3 separate regions of the Homo sapiens genome follow, and regions 2 and 3 are each linked to region 1. Evidence: chromatin contacts called from ENCODE Hi-C or POLR2A ChIA-PET data. All regions are on one chromosome and are shown on one strand. Each heading gives the region's core, a stretch centred on a gene start or an enhancer-like site at or near the end of the contact. The rest is flanking DNA. Distances are from core to core; before and after follow the strand shown.

What was found. Hi-C counts contacts between places; a loop is a spot of excess contacts on that map. ChIA-PET counts read pairs that join two places held with the same protein, here RNA polymerase II (POLR2A). Pooled maps may share reads with other maps.
Region 2: a loop to region 1 is called in a map of CD8-positive, alpha-beta T cell, with 3 times the contacts of the local background. The contact joins the promoter of DOCK8-AS2 here to the enhancer-like site in region 1. A Hi-C loop is called at or near these places in 4 of 168 maps with a recorded cell type or tissue (CD8-positive, alpha-beta T cell, GM12878, PC-9 and 1 more), 1 of 37 single-sample maps with no recorded cell type and 1 of 50 pooled maps. POLR2A ChIA-PET finds 5 or more read pairs at or near these places in 3 of 52 experiments (MCF 10A and activated T-cell).
Region 3: a map of GM12878 shows a loop between it and region 1 (6-fold over the local background). The contact joins two enhancer-like sites. A Hi-C loop is called at or near these places in 5 of 168 maps with a recorded cell type or tissue (CD14-positive monocyte, CD8-positive, alpha-beta T cell, GM12878 and 1 more). POLR2A ChIA-PET finds 5 or more read pairs at or near these places in 7 of 52 experiments (A673, CD4-positive, alpha-beta T cell, MCF 10A and 4 more).

Annotation. Positions count from the first base shown.
Region 1 is chr9:418,441-421,785 of GRCh38, reverse strand. DOCK8 (dedicator of cytokinesis 8) reads right to left here. Exons shown (of 48, transcript NM_203447.4): 31 at 1,203-1,385; 32 at 708-837. Among named protein-coding and RNA genes, the nearest start is that of DOCK8-AS2, 50 kb to the left of the region's middle. Within about 2 kb of position 2,050, at least 2 of the 41 ENCODE cell types and tissues checked have a DNase peak (open chromatin) inside an H3K27ac peak, as active enhancers do; they include PC-9, where a contact is called at or near this core.
Region 2 is chr9:468,466-471,810 of GRCh38, reverse strand. It overlaps DOCK8-AS2 (DOCK8 antisense RNA 2), which reads left to right and starts at 1,682. Exons shown (of 2, transcript XR_002956871.2): 1 at 1,682-2,497. It also overlaps a transcript of KANK1 not described here. RefSeq lists a silencer at 1,595-1,644 and enhancers at 1,755-1,904, 1,407-1,932, 2,465-2,564, 2,805-2,854.
Region 3 is chr9:370,326-373,670 of GRCh38, reverse strand. It overlaps DOCK8 (dedicator of cytokinesis 8), which reads right to left. Exons shown (of 48, transcript NM_203447.4): 17 at 2,105-2,243; 18 at 1,385-1,486. Among named protein-coding and RNA genes, the nearest start is that of DOCK8-AS2, 98 kb to the left of the region's middle. Within about 2 kb of position 2,095, at least 2 of the 41 ENCODE cell types and tissues checked have a DNase peak (open chromatin) inside an H3K27ac peak, as active enhancers do.

The DNA of each region.
Region 1 (3,345 bases), core at 801-3,300:
GAAACTCTGGGGGCTTACTGAATTATTGGGTATGAAAGTATGGGTGTCAAATGAGGGTGCCTGACCACCACTGAAAACTATGAGCTCCCTCCAAGTTCCCTGCCACTGTGTCCCTTCGAATACAATAAGCTGTCACTCTGTTTTACTTTGAGCATGGTGAATAAGACTGAGGGTACCTGGGGATTTCATTCTATTCAAGCTCAGCCTTTTTGAGATCATTCCTCCTGTGGTGGAATCCTTGAATGACTGGGACACTCTGAAGCCATTTCAGGGAACTGGTTCCATTCTAATAGTGCCCTGAATGATCGAGAAGATGATCTTGGGGCCAGAACTGTTCAGTTTCTTGACCATGCTCCGGATAGACTAGCCAAAGGTCACATAGAAAGGCCTCAGCCTTGAGGGAAACACCTTCCACCTCATCCATGACTGACATTCTTAGAGGTGACCTTTTACCATCAACGAGTTTTAATTAAAAGATGTCATTTGGTGCTGTTTTCAGGGTTCCTACAATTGTAGAACAGCGCTTTCCCTCACAGGCACAGGGCTAACACAAATGTCACACACAGACTCCCAGAATCCGCTGTCTCTGACACTACCGTAAATATCTCAAGAAAGTAATGGTGTCTAATCATGTTGGGAGGACATTCCTCCCCACAAACAGTGAAAAACTGCTTGACAGAGAGCAGGGAAGGGCCAGTCCAACACACCTGGAGCCCGGCGGCGCATCATCTCCCCTCTGGCCCCTTCCCCACGGAGCAAAGCCTCTTCCAGCCGGGCCTTGACATCCCTTGACTTCTGCAGGACTTGGGTACTGACTTTGTCAGAACTCTGTTTTCCCTGGACAAGACAGAGGTAGGAGGACATGTCCTTTGGTGAGATCTCCGTTGATGGGGAGAGTTACCAAAACAGTACACTCCACAGTGATGCCAGCTAAGTTTGACATGTGCTTCACTGAGATGCTGCTCTGGAGCATCCTATGGGCCAAAACTCTGTCAACAGAAATGGGGTTCTCTCTGCAGAAGGCAGAGATCCTTTCCCTGTGAAATGATCATATCTATACCTACAAATGGGTTATGGATTTGAATACAGAAATGAGAAAAATTAATGATGCCTCCATGGCCCAAACAAAGGGGATGAGTAAGAAGACAGAATTGCAATTGAGAGATAAGAGCTGGTATAAAGTTGTGCCACTCCAGACTTACCTTATACTCAAAACATAACACACAGATGAAAAGTAGATCTAAAATCCTGTTGAGCTGCGTTGATGGCAGGTCAGCAATCCACTTCCTAATGAGGCTCTGATCAGCATTTTTCATGATCCAGAGGAAGCAGATCATGAGGTTGCGAGTAGTGTCCGCGTTCAGCATGTTGTACTGCTTATAGGGCTGAAGGGAGGCAGATTGGGGGATGGAGGCCAGGGAAGAAGTCAAGCAACAGAAAAATTTGAGGCTTAACAGTCAAGCAACAGAAAAATTCAAAGTGTTCTCTTAAAATACCATGACTGTACATCACTGCTAGGCTGGAGATCTATTGCCAGTAGCCCTGCCTTCCCTAGGCAGGGGAAGCTGTGTTCTTTGAGTAGCGCTACTCAGCAAAGAGGCTCACCTGGGGCAGTATTTGAGCTAGGCTTTCAGCCACGTATCTGAGTACCTCTGTCTTAGGAGCAGTGTGGCCTGGTGATCACCCCTGGGCCTTGATCATGCGTGCTGCAATCCCAGTGATACAAAGAGGCTTTCATGCTGCTAAGATCTCCAAGTATTTCTCCTTCGTGCTGGGCAGCAGAGGGTTAGACTTACAGGGGAGAAGGAAACTGGCTGGGTGCCATGAATAAGCTTGCTGTTCAAGATTTAGCTTCTTTGTTACATAGTGCAAAGTATAACATAAGGGTCATGAACTGCTCAGCAAATTAATCAAATCCATGTTTGTGGAGTTCTCTGTAATGGAAGTTTAACCATAATTTATGTTTGCCTGGGGCTGGGGTGTGGGGGTTCAGGCTATTTGCTTTAATATTTTGGCCACAAGTATTCATTTTAAAGTGCTGAGCGCACTCTCTGTTACTCATCTCATCAACACAAACAACAACAATGAGGCTGCACCCTTGGTTCATGCAGCGTAGCTAATATCCAGTGGAATGTACTGGTGAAATTGCAATGAGGAATTTGTGGGTATGGGAGGGAAATGTTAGTTTTGGATGGAAATAATAGAGGTTATAAAGCAACTTTAACTTTAGTTATTCTGAGTTTGTTGACAAGAATAAAGGAAATCTTGAGATACAACCTCACAAGGACTATGTTCTAACAGGTGAACTTTGGGCTTTTGAGTTTTTCCCTTAGAGGCAAATAATGTAAAAGGCATATACCACCTCAAGCAGCTAACTTTGGTAAGACGGATATTAGAAAGGTGGAGGAGGTCACACAATATTTCTCCAACAGTAAGATCGGTGATGTCAAATCTCAAATGTCTTTTCTCTGTCTCATCTTCCTGCCTCACTGTCCCCCCAATCCTCATGGTGATGGAGCTTGCTAAGTGCAGGAAGGAAGACAAGAAAGTCATCCAGCAAGAAGAGTTAGGTCAGGATGCTGCTTTCTCACGGGAGAAGAAAGTTAAATTCTCTGCACATCTATACCCTACATTGAAATGTGAAAGTAAATGACATTGGAGGATGCAGTGCTGTCTTCACAAGGGATAGTCAGAGCTCATCAATGAACAGAGATGAATCCCACCTCAACTGAATCAGAGGATACATTCCCAGAGGAGCCCCTCTTTGAGCCCACAGAGTCCATGCAAAAGGACAGAGCCAAACAACCCTCCTTAGGCTCCCTGGGGTCCTAGAAAAGCTGCAGTCTTGTTTAAGAAGCCCTTACGCTAAGCTACCAGCCTCCTTCAGTCTTTTTTTTTGGAGGCATTACACTGTATGAATTACACACACATAGACTGAACACAGCCTAAGCCTCCACCCTCAGAGAGCCTTGGTTTGATCTCCTTTGCAAGGATTTCAGATTTCCCAAGTTTTCCTCTTTTCCGGTTTCTTGAACTTGAACTCAGCACCACTGGGACTGCCTGAATTTGATCTGCACATCTCTTGCTGTTGCCAGAACCCTTTCTGACTTGTGTGCACCTCAGCTGCCAGCCTCACAATGATTCTTTCCAGCAAAATGAGGCGGAAATAATCAATGCCTGCTCTAAGCTGAGTTCTCCCATCAGAAGATGACAGAAGAGGCTGGGCACAGTGGCTCACGCCTGTAATCCCAGCACTTTGGGAGGCTGAGGTGGGTGTACCATCTGAGGTTGGGAGTTTGAGACCAGCCTGGCCAACATGGCGAAACCCCGTCTCTACTAAAAGAT
Region 2 (3,345 bases), core at 433-2,932, 50 kb before region 1:
ACGATTCTCTCGCCTCAGCCTCCGAAGTAGCTAGGACTACAAGTATGCACCACCATGCCTGGCTAATTTCTTTTACAGAGATGGAGGTCTTGCTATGTTGCCTAGGTTTCGAACCCCTGGCCTCAATCAAGCCTCCCACTTTGGCCTCCCAGAACCCTGGGATTGCAGGGGTGAGCCACCGCATCTGGCAGAGAATGCATTCTTTTACAAAAATGCCAACTCACCTCAAAGAAAAGTTGAGTGAAGAAGGATGAGAAATTGTGACTTTATCTTATTTACTTTGGTCCTGCTCCAAGGAAGATGACAGACTGAGGCCCGCATAAGGAGGGAGTCCCACATGGACTTGGGAGTGTCATCACCATCTCCTTGGGGCATGCAGAGAGCGGTCACCATCTCTTGACCTCTCTCCTCAGCATGCTCCCCACTTCCCTACTCTACTTCCTTGTGGTTTCCTTCCTTTGTGCCCTCAGTCTAGTGTCCTTACCCCTGTCCTGGAGACCCCATCTCTTTTCTCCAGTACATAGTGCCCCTCCTCGGTCCCTTCCTGCACATTCCACTCAGCTGGCACTATCGCTTTCCTTGGCCCAGCTTCGCCAGCTCTGAAAAAGCAAGGGGTGAGGTGCAGTCCATCAGATGGAAGAGATGATATAATTGATGATCAGATCCAGGGCAGGTGCCCAGCAGTAACAACTGTGGCAAATTTCTACATAAGCTAGCTGAGAAACAAGCTAATAGAATGAGCTTATTTCCCAGTGACAATGCAATCTAGTGTTCTATGACCGGCTCCTTGCAAAACAATAACCCTGGCATTATGACAAGATTCACATTAACTGTGCAGGGCCCTGTCTTGACTACCCAGGTGGCTAGCACCTACTTGGATAAGAATGTCCTGAGCTTCAAATCTCTTCCCTGATAAAAAGAGGGCTGCTGCTCTCAAGGAACTTCAGTCAAGGGGAGTGGGGGAAGACAGTCCCACACACAGACAAAAAACTAGGGGGTGAAAGGCCAATGAGTGGTGGGAAGGAAAGGGAAAGAAGCTTCCAGAAGTAAGTGCTGAATGGGAGATTAAACTTGGCTGGGGGCCACGGTGGAGCACAGGTGTAATGGAGGGTGGGGCCTCTTTCAAACCTCACTCGTGGCTGTGTGCACGCGTGTCCGTTCCCACTGGAGTGGCGGTGCTTTCTTGTGGCAGGGGATGGGTTGCTTCCCTCCGAAGTCTTCGCTAGAACTCCCTCCTCCTCCTGCTTCCTTTCACCTGTTCGTTCCAAACATACATTGAGCTGCACGTTCTGGGTTCCCTCACGAAGGAGATTTCAGGTCTATGCCCACTTGCCACGATTTTACTTTACTTGGTTCCCAGTTCTACTCCTTTCCCTGAGCTTCACAGTGTTGAGAAAAAAAGCCCTCAGCCTCCCCGAGTCCCTCAGGCCACGCACCCTCTCACTTTGCTAATTTCCAACCACTCGCTGCTGAGCAGGCTGGAGCACGCCCGCTTCGGACGCCCCGAAACACCCTCGGGCGCATGCTCAGTAACTCCCCCACGCCCCTACCCGGGCGCATGCTCAGTAACTCCCCCACGCCCCTACCTGGGCGCATGCTCAGTAACTCCCCCACGCCCCTACCCGGGCGCATGCTCAGTAACTCCCCCTACCCCGCCCGTCCCACCACTGCTGCCCTTCGCCGCCGCCCCCGGCAGTGCTCGCTCTCTCTAGGCCCCATGTAAATCGCTGTGTTTGCTGGGGAGCCCTTAGTTCAATTCTCAGGGGATTAGGGCCATTGAGATTCTTAATCAATTGCTGGGTTCCACGCGATCCTCTTTAGAAACTTTTTGCTTAATATGCATCTAGAGACATGCACGGCCCGCCTGCAGCGCTGGAGCCGATGGAGTGGAGCCTGGGAGGCTGCAGGCGACCCCCAGGCTTCTAAACAGCAACGTCAGTTTAATTATTGCAGATCCGTCACAGCTGCCAAGTCCTCTCTGTCTTCGTTGTTGTTAACGGGGAAACTTGCCGCCCGGTGGCTTTGCTTCAGGCGGAAGTCCGCGTGCTTTGATACCCTCAGGGGGCACTTACAGGCTAGGTGGACACAGGTGGGCTGCGGGACTCCGCGAATTTACCTTCCAGGGGAATGCACTGCACACATGCTGCACACAGGAGACAGGGAAGCCTGGCGAGGTTGGGTTTTCAGGCGCCACTGTATACACTCTCAGTTCCACTGATACCCTTTCTTTCTTCTACCCGCTTTCAGGCGCCACTGTATACACTCTCAGTTCCACTGATACCCTTTCTTTCTTCTACCCGCTTTCAGGCGCCACTGTATACACTCTCAGTTCCACTGATACCCTTTCTTTCTTCTACCCGCTTTCAGGCGCCACTGTATACACTCTCAGTTCCACTGATACCCTTTCTTTCTTCTACCCGGAGGCCCTGGTAGTTGGCTCTCGCCAGACAATGTAAACTGGCACTACAAGTGGAATAGACCAGACGTTTATTTTCTGGTAAGTCAGGCCTCTGTCCTGCCTGCACCTTTGGCCTGATTTTGATTAACGTTGTCAGAAGCGGATGCCATGTGTGGGGGTGCTGGCTAAACTTTCTGGAAGTGTCAATTGTAAACAGTGTTACCTTACATTTTGGGCAGCACTTTTGAGTTTCCAAAACATGTTCCCATGCATTATCTCATTGGGTTTCCTCAGTAGATTGGAAGAATGTGGAGGAACTTGCACCCTCTTTCACAGTGAAAAAAACCCTGAAGCTCAGAGCAGTATAGTATCTTCGCCAGAATTGCAGGACTAGAAAGTGAAAGAACAAGAAACCAGGTCTTCTGGTCCTTAGTCTGGAGACTTTTGGCAGTCACATATACTTTTTTATTATCTCACTAATAACTCTTGATAATCTTGTTGGATAACAGAACAGTTTGTTCATCCGTGTCGTGTTCTCTCATTGCATTAAGGAAGTGATGAGGGAGCTGATTTCTCAATTGTTTTTTAGAGCTATAATGCCTTGAAAATCATTCCCTTATCCTGGCTATCAGTAATTTGCCATCTCCTAATATGTAGTAAAAATAGTAAACGTAAAAACTAGCTGCCAAGCTAATGCCACAAACATCAAGTAGGAACTGGGTTGGATTCAGTAACATCGGTCCAGAGAGAGCACTGCTCCTCAAGATGGGTGCAACATCAAGGACTTAGGGATCAGGAATGTGCACGGCTCTCCAAATGGTTTTCAACCAAGGTGATGCTGCATTTCCTCTAGTAATTTCATAATTAAAAACTTAGTGATTATCAGAAATTTAGTTTTTGCTTTCTTTTTTGTTTGTTTTGGTTTTTGAGACAGGGTCTCACTCTGT
Region 3 (3,345 bases), core at 846-3,345, 48 kb after region 1:
GGTAGATGGCGAAAGAACAGAGAAGAAAGTTGACTGGAACGGTTGAAATTAAATTCAAATTTCTGAGAAATTCTTCAACTTAAAATTGCAAGGAAAGCAAAAGAGATGGAGGATCTGTAGATTAAAAGCGTCTCCAGAGATGTAACAATCAATATCAGTGTGTGGACCTTATCTGAATACCAATTTTAAAAAGCAAGCGTCAAAAATATAGCATTAGTGGGATAATTAAAAATTTGATCAGTGACTGAATATTTGATGATACTAAGAAATTACAGTTAAAATTTTAAAGTATGACAATGGTATTGTGATGGTTAAAAACAAATCCCTTATCTTTTAAGATGCAGACTAAAATGAAATATGATGTCCGAGATTTACTTCAAAATAATACTTATTGATGTAAACCTATGCAAGGAACTGAGAAGTGGGCTAGCAGTGTGACAGCTGGTGCAGTCAGGGTGGACAGTCCCCTGGGCTCCCTTTATTTATTTTTTATTTATTTATTTTGAGATGGAGTCTCACTCTGTCACCCAGGCTGCAGTGCAGTGGTGTGATCTCAGCTCACTGCAACCTCCACTTCCCAGGTTAAAGCGATTCTCCTGCCTCAGCCTCCCGAGTAGCTGGGATTACAGGCACCCGCCACCACGCCCGGCTAATTTTTTTGTATTTTTAGTAGAGATGGAGTTTCACCATGTTGGCCAGGCTGGTCTTGAACTTCTCACCTCAAGTGATCTGCCTGCCTCGGCCTCCCAAAGTGCTGGGATTACAGGCACCCAACAGCAGGCCCAGCTAATTTTTGTATTTTTAGTAGAGATGGGGTTTTGCCACCTTGGCCAGGCTGGTCTTGAAATCCTGACCTCAGTTGATCCACCTGGGCTTCTCTTTAAATGGGTGCACTGCAGCAGAGTGGATGAGCAAGAGAAAGTGCCAGAAACAGGAAGTGGGAAAGGCTATTGGCATTGGGATTGGTAGGAGAATAAATACCTTGGTATCTACCGGAGGGCTGTGACAACTGACCCAAGAAAGAAACGGATGAATCTGGCCTGGGAATCTTTTATAAGGATCCTTGATGGGAACAGTTGTTTACTATGAATGGCCTTAGTTTGCCTCCTCTTCTATAATACATTATTCTGGGAATCCCTCTGTGGTAGATAATGCAAGGTTATGCTGCCTTGGGTGTAGGTTGCGTCTACTGAACATTCTGATTTGGTGGCATTTAAAAGAATGAGGTTTCACAGTCAGTTATTCCTCCCATCCTATCAGAACAATGTGCTCTCTGAGAACATGATGAACATCCATGGCCACATGGGAATGGAAAGTGAGTCTGGGAAGGTGGTCCAAGACTACAGCTGGACAAGAAACAGCTGATGGCCAGCTTGCCAATTACCTCAGCAGAATGCATGGAGTAGTTGGGTGGCAATTTTTCCAAGGCAACTGGGAGACAGTAGGATCCAGTTTGAAGACGTTCATTTAAGAGAATTGGCAGCCACTGAAACAGATGATGTAAATAATAAAGTGGTATTTATTACAGCATATAATTCTGATAATTTATCTAGCTCGCAATAATCAAATGCAACTAAACAGTGAGTAGATATTGACCAGTACTCTTTTTGGCAGTAATTTCTGTCCAGTTCTTTGCATTTTAAATCTCCGAGACCTCCTGAAATGGTAATATTGATGATTTATTGCTTTTGGAGCTAAAGCAGTAGCATTTTTCTCTGTAGCCAATGTTTGTGTGTGTCTGAACAACATCAATGTTTATTTCACCTTTTATATCTTTTAAAGAAAAAATGGTTTCTTCTTGGGGGACAAAGCTAGTTCTATACGTGAAGCATGGATATTAAATTTGGAAATAGTGAACACTGCAATGCTTTTTAAAAAACAGATGAGTATTCTTCCAACATCTATCACCCGCTAGCTTTCCATTCCTGAAATTTGACATTTGCTAAGGCAAATCATTTCTGCCTCTTGCTATAATGTGGCTTAGCATGTTTTGCTACTTCTGACTGGAAAAAATCAAGTGAATAGAATTTGGTTGTTTATCTCTGCAGGGACCTCAGATGCACCAACAACTGCAGTGTGAGTCAGCAGGCTGGAAACAACTCACTGAATATCCCAGGAGAGTTTCCACGGAGGCTCCTTGCTTCTGCTGACAGCTGATATGGTAGAAGGTGAACAGGAGGTGGTGATTTACTGTGAGCTTAGCGGGGAGCTTAATTTTCACTTCTTCATAAAAGTCAGGAGACCTGTTTCAAAAGCACATTATACACAAATAACTTTTAGCAAGAATGATGACTTCTCTGATTGTAAAACGCCACAGCCCCTTTGCTCCTCAGAATTTGCCTGGTGTTTTGCTTTTCATTTTACATTACTCTGCTCTGAAGCTGGAAGTCCCTGAGACCAAGCTTATGTTATTAGATGCACTTCCCTTACATAAAACTGTTCATGAACTAAAGGCTTTGTCAGGAAAAACAAAAAACAAAAAACAAAAAACAAAAAACAACTCCCCCACACAATGGAAAACTCCAACAACTTAATTTGAAGAAAGGATGAGGTTTGGACTCCTGCTGTGACCTCCTTTTTCCATTTCTACCCAAGGAACCAAGCCTAGCACCTAGCTGCACTCATCAAAGAGTAGAAGCAAATGAATGAGGCAGGAGGAAAAAGGAACCAATTTAACTGCATTATGAAGCCCTAGGTTCTTCATTAATTACGAAGTACATTACGTACATTGTAAAGTAATGTAGGTATGTAATGTACATTACCTCACTTAATCCTCATCCCAATCCCAGAATGTGCTTAAATGAAGGACTTAATTAGGCCCAGGTTATCAGGCCCGGATCAAACCCAATTCCGTCCAACACTGTGCAGGTGTCTCTCCCTTCCCTGTGGAACATGAATAATAGGGTGGGCATTATCCCATGACTCCATTTGCCGGTGGAATAATGAGTGTTCCATTTCTCCTTTGGTCAGCCTAGGCAGACAGTGGGGCAGGTGTCAAGTGGAGCGGACAGGGACACACAGGGCAAGGGGAGCCGGACTGTGCTTCTGGTCCCCTCCAGGGTCTCAAAGCAAGTTAGGAAATGTGTTTCCTTAATTAACGTAATACAACCTCTTTGCATCATACTAGAATAGAAGCTTCTGGAAAAGTCAAAACTATATTGGATTCTTGAAGACACGTTCTTCTCTCAGTCTTGGTTAATGGCAAAGTTATACATCTTCAACACAGAGTCACGGAACTGGCATGGATTTCCTTTGCCCCTCAGTCCCTGAATTATAAAAATAGTTAGGAGGAACCACCCACGGGACTTGGAAAAACCAGGAGATGATGAAACCATCTTGGCATAT